Regions from separate parts of the Mus musculus genome. Here all the other regions are linked to region 1. The links are chromatin loops, found by intact Hi-C in ENCODE. Cell type or tissue: heart. All regions are shown on one strand.

The links. Peaks named below come from ENCODE experiments on the same cell type or tissue, not always from the same donor. Only the 100,000 strongest peaks of a DNase experiment are listed, where the experiment ranks them.
Region 2: it touches region 1 in a loop (3-fold over the local background); 7 of 42 quality-filtered maps call a loop at or near these places.
Region 3: it touches region 1 in a loop (6-fold over the local background); 2 of 42 quality-filtered maps call a loop at or near these places.

What each region holds. Positions count from the first base shown.
Region 1 is chr5:110,919,146-110,927,145 of GRCm38, reverse strand. The region is part of intron 2 of Ttc28 (tetratricopeptide repeat domain 28); the gene reads right to left. Among named protein-coding and RNA genes, the nearest start is that of Ttc28, 43 kb to the right of the region's middle. In heart, CTCF peaks have their summits at 2,331 and 3,573 (motif pointing right); no DNase peak of the experiment used is centred here.
Region 2 is chr5:110,766,903-110,774,902 of GRCm38, reverse strand. Ep400 (E1A binding protein p400) reads left to right here and starts at 4,186. Exons shown (of 52, transcript NM_029337.2): 1 at 4,186-4,411. Pus1 (pseudouridine synthase 1) reads left to right here. Exons shown (of 6, transcript NM_019700.4): 5 at 1-381; 6 at 924-1,236. The coding sequence ends at 971. It overlaps Gm15559 (predicted gene 15559), which reads right to left and starts at 3,954. Exons shown (of 2, transcript NR_152254.1): 1 at 3,641-3,954. In heart, CTCF peaks have their summits at 3,867 and 4,184; a DNase peak (open chromatin) is centred at 4,182; H3K4me3 peaks cover 2,249 bases; H3K27ac peaks cover 1,853 bases.
Region 3 is chr5:110,636,566-110,644,565 of GRCm38, reverse strand. No RefSeq gene overlaps it. Among named protein-coding and RNA genes, the nearest start is that of Noc4l, 13 kb to the left of the region's middle. In heart, a CTCF peak has its summit at 4,836 (motif pointing left); a DNase peak (open chromatin) is centred at 4,875; H3K4me3 peaks cover 276 bases; H3K27ac peaks cover 304 bases; H3K27me3 peaks cover 396 bases.

The sequences.
Region 1 (8,000 bases):
AGACAAAATTGAGGATTTTGTGGGGTGAGGAGACTTGGGTCTCACTATGTCGCTCTGGCAGTCCTGGAACTATGAAGACCAGAATTGCTTCAAACTCAAAGAAATCTTCCTGTATGGGTATCTTGATTGCTGAATTAGAGGTGTGCACCACTACATCCTGCTAAGATCTAATTTTTATACTTTTTGTCTACTGAAGTTTTTCTAACACAAAGCCTCAAATTTGTTAGTCACAGCTGACTTTGAACTTGTGATTATCCTGTCCCTATCTATCTCCAAGTACTGAGATCACACGTGTGTGCTGCCATGCCCAGCTCACATCGTTTAAACTAAAATAGATGCTACCATACTTCCATTTACAAATGAACTTAAGAGAACTGATGCAATCTGGGAAAAGATGATTTTATTCCGCCTTTTTAAAGTACATTATAATAATAACACCATGAATCTCTGAAGCCCGAGAGTGTCTGGCTCATTGTAGCGCTTCCTAAGGATTAAGCACTTCGGGTGCTGGAGAGGGAGCTCAGCTGGCTAAAAACACCTGCTGCAGCTTTAGCACCCACAGGAGGAGGCTCCCAGCCACCTGTGTCTCCCTCCAGTTCCAGCCTGACAATCTAAAATCAATCTCAGGAAGTCACATGGCAGAAGTAGAGAACTGACTGGTGCAAGCTCTCCTCTGACCTTCATACTCTGCTGTGCCCACATAAGTGCTGACCACACACACACATACCACATACACACACCACAAATACACACACATCACACACACAGATGACACACAAACATACACCTCACTCACACAACATACAACACAGAAACACCACACACACATAAAGACACACAAATGCCCACTCACACAACTTAAAACACAGATAGACACACCACACACATATATACACACACACTATACTACACCACACACACACAGCACAAATAAACACACCCCACAGGGGCCCACACACACAATGTTTAGAAAGTTTTTAAAGAATTAAGTATTTCAAAAACAAATTCTATCAAAAAATATAAGATACAGATGACTGAGAAAACAAGAGTGGTTCAAATGTAAAATACGTACCACATACCAGGACATATAATATAATAGCTTCTAAATGTGAGTACGACTCATCACCAGAAGATGGCCAGCGCATGAGTCAGTGCATATGCCAATGTGTGTTTAGACATTCCACAATGTATTCTCTACCAAAACATTATGTCGTTCTTCTGAAGCACAGAACTCTCCTTTATCAACTGAAAGCCCGGTGCTGCAGCTACTTACACCAACACACACCTGCAGCAAGGAAACAACACTCACTGTACCTCACTCCATGTCTTAGGAACCCAGGTTTACAAACAAGCATCACACCATGGCTGCAGTTAAGTGGCGGAACTAGATTTTCCAACCTGCTGTGGGTCTGAGTGCAATACAAGCGAATGTTCACATAGAGGCCAAGGGCAATATGAGATGTCCTTCCTCCTCAGGCACCATCAATCCTGTTTTTAAGGCAGGCTCTTACTGGGAGCAGCTAGGCTGCTGTGAGCGAGTGAGTCTCAGAGATCTACTAGATCTACCTCCCAGCACCTGAATTACAAGCATCTCCACCACATTCAGCTTCTTACATGAGTGTTCATGGTTGCACAGGACTTTAATGACTGCGCTATCTCCTCAATGCATCAAACTATGTCTTTCTGACTCTCAAACCAACAAGGCTTGCTCTAGACCAATCTGATAAAATTGACAGAGACCTAAAGTACAAAGTGCAAACCCTCTAAGGACTTGAGTAGCCACCTAATTCACAATGGATACTTTCTAAGCTGATGCACATCCTGAAACGGCAGATGCTGAAACTGCACACAGTAACAAATGCTGAACATGTATCACTTATACGTGAGTCCTGTTTAAAGCCAACAACTGGCAGCATAAGCATGCTAGTCCCCGACATCGATGAAGGAGCAGAGAAATCCTCCCCGTTGGTGACAACAGTCATCTCAACACTGCAGTGCATTATTCAACTGTTGTGGAGACGATGATTTAAGGTTGCTGGGCTTCCGATCATATAAAAGAAAAGAAAGAAACGCGATGCATGACACGTATGCTGAAAATCTTAATAAACAATTGTTACTGCTTCCCATGTTTTTGTAATTTTGACACCTTACTATACATACACTTTCTATACATAAAAAAAGCTTAATGTAAAGTGTCCACCTCACCCATCTCCCATTCACCACCTATCTTGATCAAAAGTCTTTGTGCAGTGATGAACTACAACATGTAGGCTTGTGTACACTCCAGAAGGTTGCTGTAAGACAGCACCACCTGATGGCGCAATACTCAGAAAATACTATGATCACAAAAAGATGTAAGACTGTAGTAGTTGTACGCACATTTCCTTATGATTAATTTATAAATTAGGTGCATTAAGACAACAGTGCCAGGCTTAGAGGCACACACTTTTAATCTCGGCAGAGAGAGGCAGAGGCAGGCATATCTCCAAGTTCAAGACCAGTCTGGTCTACAGAGCATGTTCCACAACAGTCAACCCTACAGAGAAAAACCCTATCTCGGGGAAGAAAGAAAAAGCAACAAAAATAACTAATAACACCAGAAAACAATGATAGCAATATAGCCAATAACAACAAGGAACAATGATGGCACTGCAGTGAGTGACATCATTAGCACTGCCACTCCTGCACTTGGGACATCATGAAGCCAGGTGAAGGGTGACAGGAACACAGATACTGTCTCAGAAATCAGAGAATAGGTCTATACCTGGTATCCAAGTGACCACACAGCACACAGAGCACCTAGTGTAAATAAATACCTGACAAACAGAACAGTATACAGTTTAAAACCGATACGTTCATTGATCCTGGAATTTCCATGTAATATTTTAGATCACAGTAAACTGAAAATAATAAAAATTACAGAAAACGAACCCATACACAGAAAGAATTGCTACAAGTCGACAGCAGAGGAGTCTGACAAGAATTTCAGTTTCTATAACTAACACAAACAGATGAAAGCCAAGCTCTCCCAGAATCTTTTAAAGAGAAATGAATACACCTATAGCCAGGCAGTGGTACCCACACCTCCAATCACAGCACCTGGCAGACAGAGGGAGGAGGTGCATCTCTGTGTGTTCAAGGCCAGCCAGGTCTACATACTGAGTTCTAGGACAACCAGGGCTACAAAGGAAAACCTTGTTTCAAAAAACAAAAACAAAACAAAACAAAAAACAAAATCCATGGCAGAGAAACATATACAAACTCTAAGACAAGAAATCATAACCCTGGAACAGGACATAAACAAAAAACCTGTATAAACCATCACTAAGATCAAGGAGAAAGGAGCCGAGCCCTTGAAGGACAGACCGGCACTTTGTAAGAATATGTGTGACTTCCTATGACAGGACAGGGCACTCAGGACTCCAGAAGCAAGCTAGACTCTGTCAGACCTGGGGAGCAGAAGAATAGATACATTCATTAATGTTTAACTGCCTCAAAGCTCTGAATTCAGCCTTCAGCTCCTCTTCTGCATTACTAAAATTTTGCTACCATGAGCATGATATGGCTCTTTCTCAGTAGAGGGCACTGGAGGACTGGTCCATGAAAGAGCTCTCTAGCTCTTAGACAGGCGATAACACTGAGGACACTCTCTGGAATTTGCCCAAGTGAGTACTAAGAGTGACCAGAAACTCTCAACTGCAGCTGAGCCTGGTGACATCTTCCTGAGCCCTCCATGAGCTAGAAGCTGCAGGTGTGGACCACTCTGCCTCCTTTGCAGACAGGTGCTGAGCTCATTTTGCAGATTCCTGAGTCACTCTCAGCACCACAGCTACAGCTACAGCTACGTGGACACTGTGCACTCCAGGCCTCCTGCATGTCAAGTATCCTTGATTTCAATTTATTCTCTATTAACTAATGTTCCAGAGAGCTACTTTGCACTCTGCAAGCAAATACAAACCATTTTCACCCTGCCAGAAATGTCTCTGGATCCAATGTATTGCTTCTCCATCTTTTCAGAAGAGGCAAACAAATATGTGCAAGATTTCCACACATCTGCCCTTTCTCACTCCCCCCTCCTCCCCCTCTTCCTCTCCTTCTCCCCCCCCCCCCCAAGCTCTGGAATACCCTAGAGAATTGATTTAAGCTTACAGAGACATATTATATAACAGCTTCATAATTCTGTGTACAAAACTTCCCCTGTTTAAATAACTGTCAGCTGACTGGACCAAGAACTACTAGCAACATGAAATAATCTCAAAAAAGAGACACTCTAAAAACCTGACTGCTGTAACTGGCCTGGTTAGGCCCTTAGATATGAGAGAAACAAGATGCTAATTCACATGTTAATGGAAATATGCCCCATGGTTGTTAATTAAGTGACAAGAAAAACAAATATCACTGGGGCGCAAGTGGCTAATGCACTCTGCAATTTGTGAATGGTGTCTACAAGGGCCAGGGTATGGGATATATGATTCTTAGTGTATTTCAGGGCTTTTATACAGGACTTATAACAACTTTGAGTATATCAACTTAGTCCAAAAGATAATCAAAGATTCTTTAAGAGAAGCTGAAGAGGTGGCTCAGCAGTTAAAAGCTCCTGAAGAAGACCCAAGTTCAGTCACACAGCACCGCACTAAAAGACTCACAACCACCTGTAAACTTGTAGCTTGAAAGGACCCAACACCTTATTCTGGTCTCTTGGGGCACTCCCAGACACATGAGCATATATAGAGACAGACAGACAGACAGACAGATACATACAACACACACACAAATGAATAAAAATAAATTTTAACAAAATAATAAGTAACAATTGCTTTAAAAGTGAACATTAAGTTTCAAAGTGGAATGTTTTGTTTTTAAAGCCATTAAACTGCCAAAGAACTTTTGACACATAAATGACGACCATTTAGAAGATGAAAAGGAGAAAATGAGTCCAAATATTAAGTCAACAAAGATAAGTGGCCTAAGAATATAGTTCTAAAAAACATGCAAGATCTATGTGGAAATATCATTTATTACTACTGAATTGAACCGAGTATAAATATCCATCCTATTTTGAGCAGAAAGATTCAATGACACTAAGGTATCAATGTTTTATCTATGACTTATTTTTCATAAGAGTAATACAAAATACCAAGATAAGTTTTAACTAGGTTTAAGCAAGAATAGGCCCTGTACATTCACATGTTTGAGAGCTTGATCACTAGGAGGTAGAACTGTTTAGGAAAGATTAGGAGGAAGTGTACCACTGGGGTATGCAGGATATTCTCTTGTGCACTGTGTAGAAGCATTCACCTATCAACAAAGAGCTGAATGGCAGGATTGGAAGGTGGGACATCCAGCAGAGGGGGTGGGGGGAATTCTGGGAAAGAGTCATGAGCAGATTTCGCCTGGACTAGGACAACACTGACAAATGTGACTGAGGAGAGGTAACTAGCCATGTGGCAGGCATAGCCAGTCAGAGAATAAGCCAAAGCCTACGGCCTGGGCATTAATTCATAAATAAATAAGTCTCAGAGTCATTATTCTGGAAACAAAGAAGACAGATAGAAAAGCTCCTGGCTATAGGGGTGGGCTTTGAGGTTTCAAAAATCCATACCAGGATGTTCCATTATTTATATCTGTATCATGCTTATAAGTCAAAACATAAGCTCTCAGCTACTGCTCCCGCAGCATGCCTATAGGCATGACACCATGCTTCCTGCTACATGGCCAAGGACTCACCCTCTGAAACTGCAAACCCCCAACAATCTCTCTTCTGTACACTGCCTTGCTTGTGGTGTCATCAGAGTAACAGAGAAGTAACTATGACACTAGGCAACTGGACTCTCAAGTCAGTAGCCCTGGTTAATCCCATTGGTAAGATAAAATAAACTAGTTGGATTCTCAAGTTAGTAGCCCTGGTTAGTCCCATTGGTAAGATAAAATAAACTAGCTGGATTCTCAAGTTAATAGGCCTGGGTTAATAATCCCATTGGTAAGATAAAATGGAAATGAGGAAAATTAATCCAACTCACATGCTAAAGTATGTAATTATATTGCTTAATTTATTATGAATAAAATGTGTACCTGATAATGATTATTAGTATGGTTGTGATGCTAAATACACATATCAGTGAAAATAAAGATAAACTTCAGACATAATACAAATAGAATGAGAATTTATAATATAATAAAGACAAAATTCAGCATCAGTAGAGAAATATGGGTTGCTATTTTGGAGTAAAAATGAAGTTGGAAGGGCTAGAGATAGCCCAATGGAGAAGAGCACTTGCTGTTCTTGCAGAGGCCCTGAGTGCTGTTCCCAACCCCCACATGGTCGTCACAAATGTCTGCAACTCCAATTCCATAGGACCCAATGACATGTTCCAGATTCTGCAGGTGCCAGGAACACACACAGTGCACATTACACATGTGCAAGCAAATGTTCAAACATACAAAAAAAAACTTTTAAGAAAAGAGGATGAATATGCTTATACTAAAATTCTAATTTGATGAAACACTTAAGTATAAAAATGAGCACTTTAATGGAAGGCCTTTTAAAGTGTGATCGTATGACCAAAAGTTATACAATAAAAGTAGAAAAATATATACAATTAAAACTCTTTGCAGCATTTGTTTTTTTGAGAGGGTTTCTCTGTGTCGCTGTTGCTGTCCTGGAACTCACTCTGTAGACCAGACTGGCCTCGAACTCATAGAGATTCCCCTGCCTTTGCCTTCTGAGTACTGAGAATAAAGAGATGCACCACCATGCCTGGTGCATTTTTAAAAAATACATAATGAAGTCAAAACAATCTAAGAAAATATAAAAATTACAAGGAAATATATATTCACTATAAAACAATGTATTATTAAAAGCTTGAAAAACAGGATATCTAAACAGGATGGCTCAGGAGGAAAAATAACTGTAAAGAAGCCTAGTGACCCGAGCCTGTGCCTGGAACCCAGAGCACATACTTGCTCACACGAACACAGGCACACATGCACACATATACACACATACATACACATAGACAAACACATACATATATGCACACACAAACACACATACACACTTGTATAAACAAACATACACACACATATATATACACACAATAAATAAATACAAATAAACATTTTTCTAAGCATCTATATATTCAATATAAAATGGCCAATTAATATGTGGTTATCAAGAAACAGATACAAAAGTATTAAGCTACAGAAGGAAGTAAAGGCACAGGCCAGGAGAATATATAAAAATACAACTTCATAAGCATGCATACTTGTACACATAATTTAATGGCTATAGGTAAAATCTTTAAATGCACAAGCAATCCGTAGTAGTACAAACAAAACTAGGTATGAGAATTGCCTTTGGCAGTGGATCTGCAGAGACAGAGTCAGGTGCCAGAAAGGGATGAAGCCATGAGAAGATCAGCTGGCGTTTCACTCAGTTCCCAGCATGTACACCACATAAGGAATTACGTGTATGACTTACATAGTCAAAAGTCATTAATATTTTAAAGTGAGTGGGAACTGTTGAGGGGTTAAGAATTTAATAGCTATATATTCAGTATACGTCCCTCTGCAGGGAGCAGCTTCTAAATGAGGTGCTGTGCAAGACAGAAATAACAGAATAAAAATTTACATCTACTTACATAAAGCACTTTTTAAATTTGCAATATTTATGAAGAGATGCCCAATGTGCTATAAAATTGAACATTTTTAACAGCATTTTCATCTTTATTACTTAATAAATAAGGGGGCTTCTTTGCCCGAGCCTGAAACCAAATTCTTCATTTTAAATGATGCTTGACTCCATGCAGAACTTAGATGTCCAACCTCTAGTACTACTGAGAGGGCCAATGCAAATCACAGAATCCTGCAACTAATAAAACTAATAAAACATCAGGTCACAATACAGACGCAGATGCCATAGCCAACCATTGAACTAAACATGGGGACCCCAATGGAGGAGTTAGGGGAAAGACTGAAGGAGCTGAAAGAGTCAGCAACCC
Region 2 (8,000 bases), 150 kb after region 1:
GGCCAGAGCTTCATGATGCACCAGATCCGGAAGATGGTTGGCCTGGTGGTAGCCATTGTGAAGGGTTATGCCCCTGAGAGTGTCCTGGAGCGCAGCTGGGGAGAGGAGAAGGTGGATGTGCCCAAGGCACCCGGGCTTGGCTTAGTCCTGGAGAGGGTTCACTTTGAAAAGTACAATCAACGCTTTGGCGGTGACGGGCTGCATGAGCCCCTGGACTGGACGCAGGAGGAAGGGAAGGTGACTGCTTTCAAGGAGCAGTACATTTACCCTACCATTGTCAGCACTGAGCGGGATGAGCGGTCCATGGCCCAGTGGCTCAATACTTTGCCGATCCACAACTTCAGTGGCACTGCACTTGGAGCGGCTGACACAGGTGCCAAGGTAGGAAGGACTTTGGTCTCGAGTGTTCACGGTGTGCATATGCGCACATATTAGCTGGGTAGGAGCTGAGTCGCAGAGAATCCCCAAAGCCATACAGTCCCTGGAGGGGTGGGCTACCTCCTGCTCCTACCCCACCCCTAGGCAAGGTTTACTCATGGGCTGGCATGGGGCTTCCAGCTGCTGAGCAGTGTATCTGGTTACCTCTAAAGGCATAGGCTGCTTGGGCCTGCTTGGTCAGCTTCAGTCTGTTCCTATTCCTCTAGTAGAGTACTTTTTTTTTTTTTCCCAAGATAGGTTTTCTCTGTGTAGCCCTGGCTGTCCTGGAACTCACTTTGTAGACCAGGCTGGCCTCGAACTCAGAAATCCTCCTGCCCCTGCCTCCCAAGTGCTGGGATTAAAGGAGTGTGCCCCACCAGTGCTTTTGCTCAGCAACAAGCACTTGGCACTGTACCCAGGATTCCTTCATTTTTCCCAAGGCCCACACATGGGAGTGCTTCCAGGTTAGGTCTCATGGTCCTTTTCCTGTTTGCCCTTTCCTACAGGTCCCCAGTTCCCTGGAGGGCAGTGAAGGGGATGGAGACACTGACTGAAACTGTAGATCCTGCCACTGCTGTGTGTGCTGAGGCTGGAATCTCTGCACCTGCCTGTCACTCAGGACGGGGGGGAGCCAAGAATTCGGGGGCTGGCTTGTGGATGTAGCCTGGCTTCATAACCTCAGGATATTAAATTCTCATCCCAGGAATCAGCTGCCGACTTTAGCCCATGCATCGTGTGTATACACCTTAGCATGAAAGGGCACTTTTTAAAAAAAGTGATTTTTTTTTTCCTATTAAATATGTTTTGCTTAGTGAATTATTCTTTGCCTATTTTCCTTTTCTGGCTGTGAGATGAGTGCAACACTGCTGTGTTCGGGATAGCTGAGGGGTAGGCACAGAAGGTCAGCACGGGGTGTGGTTGGCTGGGCAGGCAGTAGATGTAGCCACTAGCAGTCTGCTCCCGGCTGCTGCTGATACTCTCTTCCTTCCATCCGGACCTGTCCTTTGAGACCATCCCGGTTTTCTCTGAAGTGGCTACACTGGTGATTTCATGCTGCCTATTCTTGGGAGACCTCAAGGGGGACCGTGCGTCAGCAGCCCCCACCTTTATGCCCTAGTATTCTTCACCTCCTTCTGGGTCTCCTTTTTTTTTTTTTTTTTTTTTTTTGGTTTTTCGAGACAGGGTTTCTCTGTATGGCCCTGGCTGTCCTGGAACTTACTTTGTAGGCCAGGCTGGCCTCGAACTTAGAAATCCGCCTGCCTCTGCCTCCCGAGTGCTGGGATTAAAGGCGTGCGCCACCACGCCCGGCACTGGGTCTCCTTTCTTATGTGCTAACCATGTATCCCTCATCCCTGGACAGCCACGGCCACTTACTCAGCACTAGGTTTGGAATGCCCTTTCAGTCCACAGTGTACTCCTCCCAGACCTCTCTCGCCTTTTATGGGTGAAGGCATTCTCAGATCTCTAGCATAGTCAGTGTTATGGGGCCCTTAGACCTACACAGATGGCTTCATCCCATGACCTGCATTTTTGGTTTGTTCGGAATGGCGAGCAAGCAGTTTTAGAGGAGTAACAGCTCCGTGAGGCAGGGAGGGGTCATGTCCTCAAAATGGGTATTCCTTTTTTTTTTTTTTTTTTGCAGAGAAGTTGGGTTTGCTTTCCAGCAGCAATATAGTGGCTCCATACAATCTGTAACTCCAGTTCCAGATGATCCAACAGGCTGCATTCAGGCAGGCAAAACACTTATAGACAATTTATTTTGGCGGTTAGTGGGATGGCTTAGCAGTTACAAGTGCCTGCTGGTCTTACAGAGGGCCCAAGTTCAGTTCTCAACACCCGTGCTGTGCAGGTTATACCCACCTATAATTCTAGCTCTAGAGGACTCAGCCCTCTTTTCTGGCCTCTGAGGACACTCGTTCATGTATGCATATCCCACACTTAGACACACGTGCACACTCCTAATTAAACAAATAAAATCTTTTTTAAAAAAGTATGTGTGTGAGTGTGTGTACATGTAAGCTCCCTAATGTGGGTGCTAGGAACCTCATTTTTTTTTTTTGCAAAAGCAGCAGTGCTCAGAAACCCTTGTAAGTTTCTAAAAATTATAATGTGTGTGTGTGTTTGTGTGTATGTCATGTGTATGTGTGTGTGTCATGTGTATATGTGAATGCCTGTGGAAGCCAGAAGAGGTTGTCAGATCTGGAGCTAATTACAAATGGTTGTGAACCACCTGATGTGGGTTCCGAGAACTGAATTCAGGTCCTCTCATGGCTAAGCCAACTTTCCAGTTATCCTGGACTTTTTTTTTTTTTTTTAAAGATTTGTTTATTTCATGTATATGAGTACACTGTAGCTATCTTCAGACACACCAGAAGAGCATTGGGTCACATTACAGATGGTTGTGAGCCACCCTGTGGTTGCTGGGAATTAAACTCAGGACCTCTGGAGGAGCAGTCCGTGCTCTTAACTGCTGATCCATTTCACCAACCCCTATCTTGAGCTTTTAAAAAGATCCTTTATTTTAGAGTTTCATGCATGTATGTTTTGGTCATATCCACCTTCTCTTCATTTCCCCTTATTCCCTACAACTTCCACTGGCTCCTTCCTAACACATTTCCCTCCTGTTTTTTATTTTGAGATGGGGTCTCATGTATTCCAGGACAGCCTCAAACATGATGAATGGATGAAGCCAGCATGAACCCCAGATCTTGCTGCTTCAGCCTCAAGTTCTGGGATTATAGCAGTGGTTCTCAAACATTCTGATGCTGTGACTCTTTAATACAGCTCCTTATGTTGTGGTGACCCCCAACCATATTTCATTGGTACTTCATAACTGTAATTTTGCTACTGCTATAAGTTGTAATGGAAATAAATATCTGACATGCCGGATATCTTATATGTGACCCATAGGCTGAGATCCACTGAATTACAAGCTTGTGCCACGAAGCTCAGTTAATTTCTTCCTTTTTTTTATAGTGTTTTTAAAATTATAATCTTTTGTTGGGCAGTGGTGGTGCATGCCTTTATTTAATCCCAGCATTTGGGAGGCAGAGGCAGGTGGATTTCTGAGTTTGAGGCCAGCCTGGTCTGCAGAGTGAGTTCCAGGACAGCTAGGGCTGCACCGAGAAACCCTGTCTCAAAACAAAACAAAACAACAAAACAAAACAACAACAACAAAAAATATATATATAAAATCTTTTTCAAACTCGTACTACAATCTTACCTCCTCTTGGGTCGTGGTTTCTTTTGCATTTCTGTGATGTCTAATGATGCTGGATGTATTTTCAGACTTCTGCTCACTGCGCCTCAGGCGCCTTTTTGTTCATAGGGCTAGTCCCCTATTTCCCACGGAGGCGGAGCACACCCAGAGGATGCGATCAGGTCCGCTCGAGCTTTCCTAAACAGCCTCCCCCGCTGGAGCGAGTCGCCAGGTGGCGTAACTGAGTGAAACTCGGGGTCCGCCCCCAACTGACGAGGCCACGCCCCTTCCCGAGTCTACCGGAACTTCCCCGAGGCCTGAGGCTCCGCCTTGTACCCATGAGGCCACGCCCCAGCCCGCGTGCACCGCCTCAGCCCCCCCAGCCCTTCCCTGCGCGTGCGCCGACTCCCCTCGTCCTGTCCGAAGCGGTCCCGCCTCGTACGGATGAGGCCTTTCGGAGGCGGCCCTGAGGTGGCTCTCCGCTCTCCAAACTCCGCCCAACGCACCTCCTGCATACAGCTCCGCCCCTAACCGCCTGCTTAAGAAGCCGCTTCGGTCCTGCCTCCGCCGTCAGCAGCGCCTCAGCTTCAGGCGACCCCGCGCGGCTGCGAGCGGCCCTACAGGATAGGTACCGTTAGTCCCTCGCCGCGCGCCGTAGCACCGGCGCTGCTACTTCCTGTGCCCGTGGACCCGGATGTGCCGAGCGGCTGCGGCGCGCTCGAGCCTCCCGGCTGTCCTGACGCGGCGGAGCGCGGCTTTTGCTCGCGGTGCAAGCGAACGGGATAGCGTCAGCGGGTGAGAGGCGGGACGGTGGGTGGTAGGCGGCAACGGCGGCGTGCCGAGCGGTTGTGTTTAGCGGTGCTGCTGCTGCTGGCGTCGCGGCGGGCCCAGGCCGCGGCGGCGCTTTGTCGTGGGCGGGCGGGGCCGAGGGGCCGGGCGGCGCTGAGAGGGGACCGGTCGGTGGCTCGGCGCGTGGTCCGGCCTCAGCAAGGCCCTTCTCTGGTCAGCGCTCTCGAGTGCGCCGTTCTTTCTGGGCAGGCGCGCGGCCGTTTCCGAGCGCTCGGGAAGGCGGGGCTCTTAACGCCCGCGGCACCGTTGGTCCGCGGCGCGCGGGGCTTCCTTTCGCGACGTAGAGCCTTGAGCGGAGACAGAGCGGGAAGGACGCCGGGGATCTGGCAGAGCTCCCCGGGCCGGGGCTCGGAGGTGTACCATCAGCCGCCGAGCCGCTGTCTCCGCAGGTCTGTCCCTAGGTCCAGTATCCTGGAGCACCGCGACTTGGAATTGGGGGTTGCGCTCATCCCTGGCACTTGTCACTTGTGCTCTCGATTATACGTGTGGCAAAAACGGTCCTTGTTTTGTTTCGGTTTTGGTTTTGTTTCGCTTTTCCATTTTAAGTCAGGGTCTTACCCTGGAGCCTTGGCTGGCCTTTTAACTCGCCATTTAGACCAGGCTGGCCTTGAGCTCACGAAGATCCGCGATTCTTGTACCTGGGTGTGTGTGTGTGTGTGTGTGTGTGTGTGTGTGTGTGAGAGAGAGAGAGAGAGAAAATGAATGAATGAATATGAATTATACAATTTGGATGGCCACAAGGCAAACCACATGTTAACTTTAAATCTTCTTTTTACGTATTTAGGTTTTCTGAGACAAAAAGTCTCATGGAAGTCCGAATCAGCCTGGACTAGACTCATTAAGTAGTCCAAGCTGGTCTGTAATTCTTAGCAATCCAGATGCCTCCACCTTGATACTGGGTTTGCAGGTGTGAGACATCATGCCTGGCTGTTTTTATTTACTTGCCATTGAGAGGAATCTTTGTGTCCCAGGCTGGCCTCAGATCCTGGCCTCAGGTTATCTTCCTACCTCAGTCTCTTGCGTATCTGGGAGTGCTGGTTCCTGCTGCAGTGCCCAGCCCCCTCTAACCCCCTTAATTTATTTATATATTTTAAAAAACCCAAAAAAACAAAAAACACATGGTCTCACTGAGTAGTTCTGGCTGTCCTGAAACAGGCTGACCTCGAACTCAAAAGAGATCTACCTGCCTCTGCCACCTGAGTACTAAAGGATTGAAGGTCTACTCCACATCTTCCTCCCCACCAAATGTTTAAAATCTCAAGATAGCCTAATATCGAAAGTGTCATTATTTCCTTTTATTGTATTCTTCTAACTTTAAAAAAACGTTTGGCATTATCTAATGAAACTGTTTTAAGTTGTGTAGGTACCATGATCATCCAACAGTACAATAACTGCCTCATAATGTTGTTGATACTGTTGTCCCTGTGAGGCATTTACTGGTGTTTTGGCTTCTGTGTTGGGTTGCTCTTTGTGGCCCACTCAAGGTCATAACATAGCATTCCTCAGAATGGCTGTCTGTTGTTTTCTGGCCACCTTATTTACAACTACATAGTAACCTTTCCTTGGGTTAATCTTCCCCTCCAGTTAACTCTTTCAGCTCTCAGCTGCCTTGTATTCCTGGGTGGGAGGGAATTTTTTGTGTGCTCTCAGTCACCATTTCCTCCATTTTCTGTAGCATCTTTACTTAGCCTTTTGGTCATCGCCTCTCCAGTGATTAGGCGCCCCTGTTTCTGAAGGCTTTGTTCTGGCTGTCCATAAAATTAAAAAAAAAAATGTGTGTGTGTGTGTGTGTGTATGTGTATGTGTGTGTGTGATGTGTTTGTATATGTTTATATTCTGTGTGTGTATGTCTCTGTCTGCCTTGTGTGCCTGACGAGACAGGAGGGTGTCTGATCTTCTGGTGGTTATGAGCTACCCAGCATGGGTGTTGGGATTCAAACTCAGATCCTCTTGAAGAGCACATATGCTCTTGACTCCTGGGCTGTTTCTTCAACCCTGTTTTTTTTTTTTATTTTGTGTGTATAGGTGTTTTGCCTACATGTATATCTCTGTGCCACTTGGGTGCCTGATGCCCACAGAGGCCAGAAGAGGGAATCAGATACCCTGGAACTGGAGTTACAGAGGATTGTAAGTCACCATGTTGGTGGTGGGAATTAAACCCATGCCTTCTAGACGAGCAGGCAGTGCTCTTAACTGCTGAGCCATCTTTTTATTAGCCCCTGTCCATGAGTTTCTTGAGGCTGTTAGCAAACAAGTAGAAGCATTATCTTTTTTATTTGTATTTATTTATTTTTTTGGTTGGTGAGCCATAGGTGGCCTTGAACTATGTAGACCTATCCTCAACTTGAACCTGTGATCCTCTTGCCTCTGCCTTCTGAGTACTTCCATTATAGACAGGTATGTGCTGCCCTACTTGGCTGAACGCTTCATTTTTGATATGTTTAATTTTTGTTAATGTGTGTGGAACTGGGGATCAAATTCAAGTTCCTCCACATGCAAAGCAAGCACTTAACCACTGAGTTATCCATACCCCTTATTCTTAAACATTTGATGTTTTAACACCCTTAGTAAAGGGTGTTAGTTTTTGGTGTCTTTCAAATGAATTATTTGGGTATGGAAAGTGTTCTTGAACGTGGGTCTCAGGTTGAAGGAAGAATTTTGAAATGTGAGGGTTCTTTGTCGGGGAGGAGGAGAGAAGCTAGACCTCAGTGATTGGGTGATAGAAGACCTTTTAGTGTAGCTGCCACTGTTCTGCTTTGGAGGTTGAGCCCCAGTTGGGTTCTGGCTCTCATTGAGTTGTCTTTTATATAAGATGGAGACCAGTTAAGCAATACTGGCCATAGCAAGTGCTAACCCCAAAACCTGCTCTGTGTGGTGGGCCAGTGGGAGTTGTGATAAAACAGTTCACTGGTCAGGTAAGCCTTTCCCTTCATGATTTTCTGTGGCCATTTCTCTAAGTACCAATTCCACATGTTCTGGCTTTCAGGGAGTGTGTGTGTGTGTGTGTCTTGTAGAGGTTGAACTAAAATTAGAATTTATCAGGACACTGTGGTCCATGCTTGGGAAGCAGAAACAGGTTCATCTCTATGAGTTTGAGGCTAGCCAGGTGCTACATAGTGAAGTCATGTCTTGAAGGAAATATATAAAAATAAAGTTAGAATTTAAACTGAGTTAAATGGATTACTGGGGCATGTAAATTAAAATCATAGTTAGATGTTATCTCATCCCAGTTAAACTGACAGTTAACAAAAGACAGTAACATGTTGGCGAGCCTGTGATATATAGTTGGAATGTAAATTAATAGTGCTAAAGTGGATCCAGAATGGGAGAAACCAAAAATACTAAAAAGTGAAGCTACTTTTTTGACTGAGCAATCCCATTCTTAGGTATATATCCAAGGGAAATGTAGTCAGTATACAGAAGAGACACATGCACAACCTTGTTTCTTTCAGCACTGATCACAATATCCAAGATACAGAATCAACTTAGGTGGTCATCTGGGACTGAGTGGGAAAGGATGTGGTGTCTGTATGCA
Region 3 (8,000 bases), 280 kb after region 1:
ATTTCCTGGAACAGGAGTTACAGATATTTACAAGCTGACATGTAGGTCTTAAGAATCAAACTCGGGGGAGCTGGAGATGACTCAGTAATTAAGAGCACTGACTGCTCTTACAGAGGTCCTGAGTTCAATTCCCAGCAACCACATGGTGGCTCACAACCATTCATAATGAAATCTGATGCCCTCTTCTGGTGTGTCTGAAGACAGCGACAATGTATTCACATATATAAAATAAATACATCTTTATAAAAGAAAAAAATCAAACTTGGTTTTGTTTTGTTTTGTTTGTTTTTTCAAGACAGGGTTTCTCTGTGTAGCTCTGGCTGTCCTGGACCTCACTCTGTAGACCAGGCTGGCCTCAAACTCAGAAATCCGCCTGCCTCTGCCTCCTGAGTGCTGGGATTAAAGGCGTGCACCACCACACCCGGCTCAAACTTGGGTTCTTAATGTCTGAACCATTTCTCTAGCCCTGACAAAAGCATTTTTTTTAATAGAAGCATGTCCATGCAGCATTTGGGACATACTAAACTTAGAAAATTATAGTAAAACATCATATAGCCATTATATTTTTTCATTTGTTTTGCTTTCTAGTGTGTGTGGACATGTATCCATTCTAAGATATTCCCTCTGCATAAGAATTCCTCTAAGGGAATGAGTAGAAGTCAAGATAACTAAGGTGCAGGCCATCTTTGGATTGATACGATCTAGATGTGTATGCTGCAATTTCCTTTTCATCACCGCTAACTCATTTTCAGCCTTGGGCTATTAAATCTTTATCACTTTGTAAGGTTTGAAATAAATTGCTTAGCTCTTGAGTGGCCAAGCAATTGCAGGCCACAGACAGTTAATCTCCCCTAGTAGCTTCTGAAAAGCATTAAGAGTTTGATTGGTTTCTCCCGGGTTGCACTCTTTTGTGATCTAACCTTTGGTACTTATTCTATATACTAAATCCCAAACAAGGCAAGATTTTTTTTTTTTTACTTCATCAAACATTTTCATCAAAAATTCTCTCCAGGGTATCTGTATTCAAACCAGCCAATAGGATATCATCCACATAATGATAAATAATGGATTGAGGAGGAATTGTTTATGAATGATCTCCAATGGGTGTGGTACAAAATATTGACACAAGGTAGGACTGTTTGACATTCCTTGTGGAAAGACTTTCCAATAATATCTTTTTATTGGGCTTCTATTAATTTTTATTGGGTGACCTCTATTAAAGGTAGGTACTGAGAAAGCAAACCTTTCCTTATCACGTTCATGTAGAGGAATTGTGAAAAAACAGTCTTTAAGATCAATCACTATGATAGGCCATTCCTTAGGCAACAAGGAAGGCAATGGGATTCTAGGCTGCAGGGAACCCATTGGCTGAATAATCTTATTAATCACTGTGAGATCTGCCAACATCCTCCATCTGTCAGATTTCTTTTTAACGACAAATACCAGAGACTTCCAAGGGCTGGTGGACTCTTCTACACGCTGAGCCTCCAGCTGCTCCAGGACTAGCTGTTCTAGTGCCTGTAGGTTTTCTTTTGTCATAGACCATTGTTCAATCCAAATGGGTTGGTCAGTGAACTACCTTAGTGGTAAGGCTGTTGGTGTCTTATTAGCAGTGGCTTCCCGATGTAAAGTTGGATTGTCATGAAAGACCGCCGAAGGGAAACCCTCACTCAAGTCTCAGGATAATAGCGGACCCCCAAGGACTCACAAGAGACCAAACTTGATGCAAACCACACAAGGCTTTATTGGGGGAAAGCCAGAGCTCTGGGAACAACTCGTATCCCACGCAGGGGTAGGAGTCGACCCCAAGGGGAAAGGGGTCCCAGTTTTTATAGGTCTTCAAGGGGGAAAGGAGAAGGAGGGAGTAGGGGATTTCCAGATCTAAACAATGTCTATTCTAAAATGATTGATTTCTCAAGAAATGGGTGTGGGAGGGAAACAAGGAAAGAGTCTGGTGCAGGTGCAGTAACTCTGGATTGGCCCTGACTGTGGTTGCTGTGGAGATTTTCCGACTCTATCCCAGCAACCAATATCACAAACACCTGTGCAGCAGTGGGCACACACCTGGGTTCAAGGAACGGTCAGAACATTGGCGGACACACAGGTTCAAGGAGCGGCCAGAGCATTGTGCACCTCTATTTTTCTAAATCAGTGAAGCTAGTTCTGCTAACAATGAAATCTATTTTGCCAATTTCAGGGTTTCTGTGACCTTTTACACTCTGTCAGGATCTTTCAGTCAGCCCCTGCTGTATCTTATTTATGGACATCCTGGACAGTCTGAAACTGTCTTGGATAGCATTCCTTAACTAATTTGATTTTTTTGTTTGTTTGCTTGTTTTTTGTTTTGGTTTGGTTTGGTTTTTCGAGACAGGGTTTCTGTGTGTGGCCCTGGCTGTCCTGGAACTCACTTTGTAGACCAGGCTGGCCTCAAACTCAGAAATCCGCCTGCCTCTGCCTCCCAAGTGCTGGGATTAAAGGCATGTGCCACCATGCCCGGCTTAGTTTGATTTTTTAAGTAGGAGCCTGCCTGGTGTGGCTAGCTTCCAAAGTTGAAGGGATGTTAATTTGTGCTTTCCATTGTTATAACATGTATGATCTTACTTTTCCTATCTGACCTTCAGGCCCTGTAAATCTAAAATCTGGTGCTTTGCTTTAGAGGAGATGAAGTCCCAACTCCTTGAAATTGGATGTCTACCTCTTGAAGTGGCCAACCTACAGGCCAAGATTTCGGAGAGATAATGGTGACATCTGCACCAGTGTTGACCATTCCTTTGATCTCAATATTGTTTACTAGTATTCTTACCTTGGGCCTTTGATCTTCTATAGAAGTTTGCCAAAATATTGGTTTGGGGCCCTTTTCGAATTATCTACAGAATTTGTCTTAACCTTGTTATCTGGTCTTATAATATCTATTTTCAACAGTGGTGTTTAATTGTCCTGAGGAAGAGAATTTTTCCTGTTTGGCATTGGGGCCTACGAGAGCCCCCCCCACCCCATACCCTGGGAGTTTTTTGGTCAAGAGTTACCCCATTTGTCTGTTGTTGATTTACATTCCCTAGTCCAGTGTCTAGGCCTTTGTCACATCTCTTGCATATCCCAGGAGGCTTGGGCTCCCTTTTGGAATTAATTTGGTTTTCTCTGAAGCTTCTCTCTCTCTCTTTTTTTTTCTCCCAAGACAGGGTTTCTCTGTGTAGCCCTGGCTGTCCTGGAACTCACTCTGTAGACCAGACTGGCCTTGAATTCAGAAATCTGCCTGCCTCTGCCTCCCAAGTGCTGGGATTAAAGCCGTGCACCACCACTGCCCAGTTTCTCTGAAGTTTCTTTTGACATAACCTTGCTCACCACGATTAAGAAATGTTGTATGGCCTCAAGGCCTCTAGTGGCAGCTTCTCCTGTTAAGGTCATATCAGGTGAACGGGGTCTAACATCCACTGTATGTCTAATCCACTCTTCTATTGATGCTGACCCTGCCTTCAATGGTCTGATTACTTCTTTGCATTCAGCATTCCCATTTTCAAAAGATAAAGTCTTGATTCAGGACTTTCTTACTAATGGATCCAATGTACTTCTTTCCACAGATAAAGACAACCTTTGGAAAAAGTCAAGGAATGTTTCTTTTAGACCTTGCTTGGCCTGAAAAAAAAAAGGTTCAAGTCTTTCTACTCTTTCTGCGACTTCGTCTCAAGCATTTAAGGCTGCCTTAGCACATAACATCAAGCTTTCATCATATTCAGCGTCTACTTCTAGCTCAGCAAAATGACCTTCCCCAAGCAGCAGAACTTCAGAAATATTCTTACCTCTGGCTTTATTTTGTTGGGCTATCTCCTTTGCTTCTTCTCTCCACCACAAGCACCATTATAAAGGTGACCCGGGTTCTCATATTGCTTTTACCACATCCTTCCAGTCTTTTTGTTTTTTTCGAGACAGGGTTTCTCTGTGTAGCCCTGGCTGCTCTGGAACTCACTCTGTAGACCAGGCTGGCCTCGAACTCAGAAATCCGCCTGCCTCTGCCTCCCAAGTGCTGGGATTAAAGGTGCGTGCCACCACCGCCCGGCTGCAGTCAGTGCTCTTAACCACTGAGCCATCTCTCCAGCCCCTGTGCCAATATTTCTCTAGCGCTTGTATCTCTGTCATCCTGGTGTTTTGTTCAACCTAATAATATCTTTTTGTAACCTCTCCTCCAAAGCTTGCCCCCATGCCTCAGACTTCTCCTTTTGTTGCTCCTCCTGTTCCTTAAGTGTCTGCACCCCCTGCTCAGAGCTCCCCTTCACCTTATTTTTTCTTTATGTTGTAATCCTGATATTGTGATGTCTATTTTATTTTGACTGATTAATTTTAGAAGATTCTCCTCCAAGTCTCACTTCCAATTCTCATTTCTTCTTCTCTGCTGCTCATTCTGACCTGTGAAATTTTGCATTCTTTGTTCTAGCATCTTTTCCAGCTCCTGTCTCTAACCTTCATGTTCCTCTCTCTGTTATCTTGACCAATAGAATCCTGTACCTTTCGTTCCAGATTTTCCTCTAGGCTGTATTCATTTTCTTCTCTCTGTTGCTTAGCATGACCTACAAATTCCTTTAGTTCTTGTGTTTTCTTTAGGCTGTATTGCCCAGTCTTTTCTTTTTTTCTTTTCTTTCAGTTTTTCAAGACAGGGTTTCCCTGTATAGCCCTGGATGTCCTGGAACTTACTCTGTAGACCAGGCTGGCCTTGAACTCAGAAATCCGCCTGCCTCTGCCTCCCAAGTGCTGGGATTAAAGGAGGTATCTAATTTTTGTGATTGTCAATTTTGAATTCTCAGTACCTGATCTGGAGCTTCTTGTACCTTTGTCTCCCCCTGGTGTTCGATTCAGGACATTGCAGTCCTCTCGGAATCTTATTCGCAGGAAGTGGGTGGTGGTGGCTAACTGTAGAAAGACGTGGGACTTCTGAGCCTCTCTCTGGCTTTTGTTTGGGTTGCAGTCGGCAGCATGTGCACTGATTTCAGGCAGCTTGCAGTCGGGAGAGCAGGTCTGGCTGTTCCGTGTCCAGTTTAGACGTGGGGGATACAGGAAAAGCGAGCGCAGGAAGGCCTGCTCGGGGTAGAGATACCCAGATCAGCCAGCTGTGCCTGTGAGAGAAAGCTTTGGAAAGTTAGATTTTGGTTTTTTGTATTGTGTGTGTGTGTGTGTGTGTATGTGTGTGTGTGTGTGTGTGTGTTTTCAGTTGTTGATCCTCAGCTGTGAAGACTGCAGGCTGCTTCTCAGGCAGTCGTGCCCCAGGGTCCTTGGTTCTTCTGTAGGCGCAGGGACCCCCCCCCCCCCAAACCATGTTATGGCGCTGCCTATGTCCAGCTCAGGGCAGGGGCGCTGCCACTGGTTGCTGAGGTTTGCTTGGGGTTTGGAGAGGGAGCCTCAGTCTGTAGACCCCTTAGACCCATTTGGTGTTTAATTTCCATCCTGGTGCACCTTTAGAGATCAGCCCTAGTTATTTATATGGGGCTGAGGGGAGTGGATTGGGAAAATCTAATATACTACTAACTTATTCCCCAGCTATGAGACCCCTTGTTGCTTGCGGCTTCTCCCAGCCATGCGGTTCTGGCCCATTATGGCTTCCTCCTCCTTCTTCCTCTGTCCTCTTTCCCCTTCTTCCTCTGCCTCCTACTCCCTCTCCAGTCCCACCTTTTCCCCTCCACTGCCCAATCACAGGCTCTAGCCTTTTATTGGCAGTTAAAATGGGAGGTCAACATGGTATCACCTGAGGACGAGGTAGTCTGCTGGGTGGGGTGGGGTGAGGAGACTCTCTCGAGGAACCAGTACTAACATTTGAATACAAACAGTGTGTGTGTTTTCTACCTTATGTGACCATGAAGCAGGAGGCCCTCACTGAGGGCATCTTGACTGTGAATTTCCAGATCGTTAATTTGTTTTTCCTAGTTAGTATTTCTCAGGTATTCTGTTATGACTACACAGGCAGAGGAGAGGCCTCTCTGCTTGAGTCTTTTTTTTTTTTAAAGATTTATTTATTTTATTTATATAAGTACACTGTTGCTATCTTCAGATACACCAGAAGAGGGTATCAGATCCTATTGCAGATGGTTGTGAGCTACCATGGGAAGAGCAGTCAGTGCTCTTAACCACGGAGCCATCTCTCCAGCCCCCTCTCTTCTTGAGTCTTAGAGGAATGAATATAAGGGGCTCACTGCAGCCCCATCTACTGAGTAGTTATTGTGCGTTAACAAGTCTCCCTTTTCAATGTGCAATGGCTTCACCTTATGACTCTTCTCTTCCTCCTCGTCCTTTCTTCTTTGTCCCTCCTGTCTTCTACCTAGAGATGCAAATACTTCAGGCAATCGAGTCATACTCACAAGTAATGAATCCCATGCCCGAAGGGAGGTGGAGACACTTGAGCATCTAATTGGCACTTAGCAAATTTGCTATAGGGACGAAGATGTCAGTGACATACTTCCCAAATAACAGCCATGCTTGGTGCTTTGGCAAACATCCCCAGCTAAAAATGACTGCCCCACTAGAGGTTGGGGTACATGGATGCTCCCTAGGGAACTTCATCTGTTCTCAGGGTCTCACCTCTAGGTCAGTAGCTGCTAGAAAAAGCTACACTCTTACCATCACAGAGCCAAGCTGCTAGCTCAGGAATACCTTCTGTAGTCTGTGCCTGTGTCCCTTCTAGTACAGTGGCCAGAGTGCAAATTGCTTTGGAACTGAATATACAAAGTACAACAGCATTTATTCTACAGCTGGGCTGGCTTGGTGGACACAGATAACTCTTTTTAAAATAGCTTCCTAGGTCAGGGCTGGGTCCCCCTGAGGTAGGAACCTCTGTAGCAGCTGCTGGCTGTCTACTCAGACCTAGAAGGCTGTGGCTGGCATCCAACCATAAGGAGATCTAGGGGCAGCTGAGTGACAGCCATAAGCAGGCCTTGCAACCATCAGAAGAGGCTGGTCACTATTCCCACTTAGGAAACAAGTCAGCAGGCTTGGTTTTAGCCGGTGACAGTTACCAGAGCCTGTTCCCTCTCTGGTGAGATCGGCTACCTGTTCTTAATTCTCTGGGGTCAGTGTCCCCCTGAAGGGCCTATTCTCCCATCTCCCTTTACCATCCATTGCTTTCTGAGCTGTGGTGACAGTGAACCCTAGGCCTGTATGAGTTACGTTGTGGCTACCAACTCAGAACGGACAGTAGTTCCTAGGGGCTCACAATCTGTGCTTCCAGATCCCCTTCTGAAGTATTTGACCAACTGTTTCCTTCATCAGCCGCCAGGTTTAAAAGGCTCTTTCCCGGGTGTTCATTTATCTATACTGGGACTTTGTGCCCTTATAAAAACATCCTTTGAATACTAGCAATATCTCAGTCCCACATGACTGGGACCACCAAGGAGTAGGAATTCAGCTCACACCGAGGGCTCTTTTTATTCAAGAGTCCTCGGCTTGTGTCAAACAAAGTGGAAGCTCCCTCCCATACTCCTGTTCCTTAGTCCTTGGTAGGCCTCTGTGACGCCCACTCTCCTCACATCTGTCACCTGCTTGACTCCCGGTGTCTGTCACTGCTTTATTGACTTCATCTTGAATCTATGTGCAAGCGTTTGCTTCATTTCCTGGAGGCTTGGTGGCTCCTTTCTGGTTTATTGGAAACAAGATTCTTGGACATCGGTTGAACCTTAAAGATGTGACAGAGGTGTGTGTCTGTGGCCACCAGATGGGGGCCCATTCTTCATCTTCACACTCCGTGGCCTGCTGGAGCTGGCACAGGTCTGCACGGGCCGGGAATGAAGTCACGTGAAGGGGACGCCGAGTCCTTGTGAGAAGACTCCGAGAAGACAGGGTCCTGTGAGCTTAGGGTTTTCTCACAGCGTGGAATTGTTCTTGGAATGTGTTTTCATGCCCCTCCCAGGGGTAGCAGAAAGGAGTGAGCTTCCTTCAGATTACTCATTATTGTTTGCTGCTGTTATTCAATTACATGTCTATATGCCGCTATTTAAAAAAAAAACATATCTTTACCACATGTG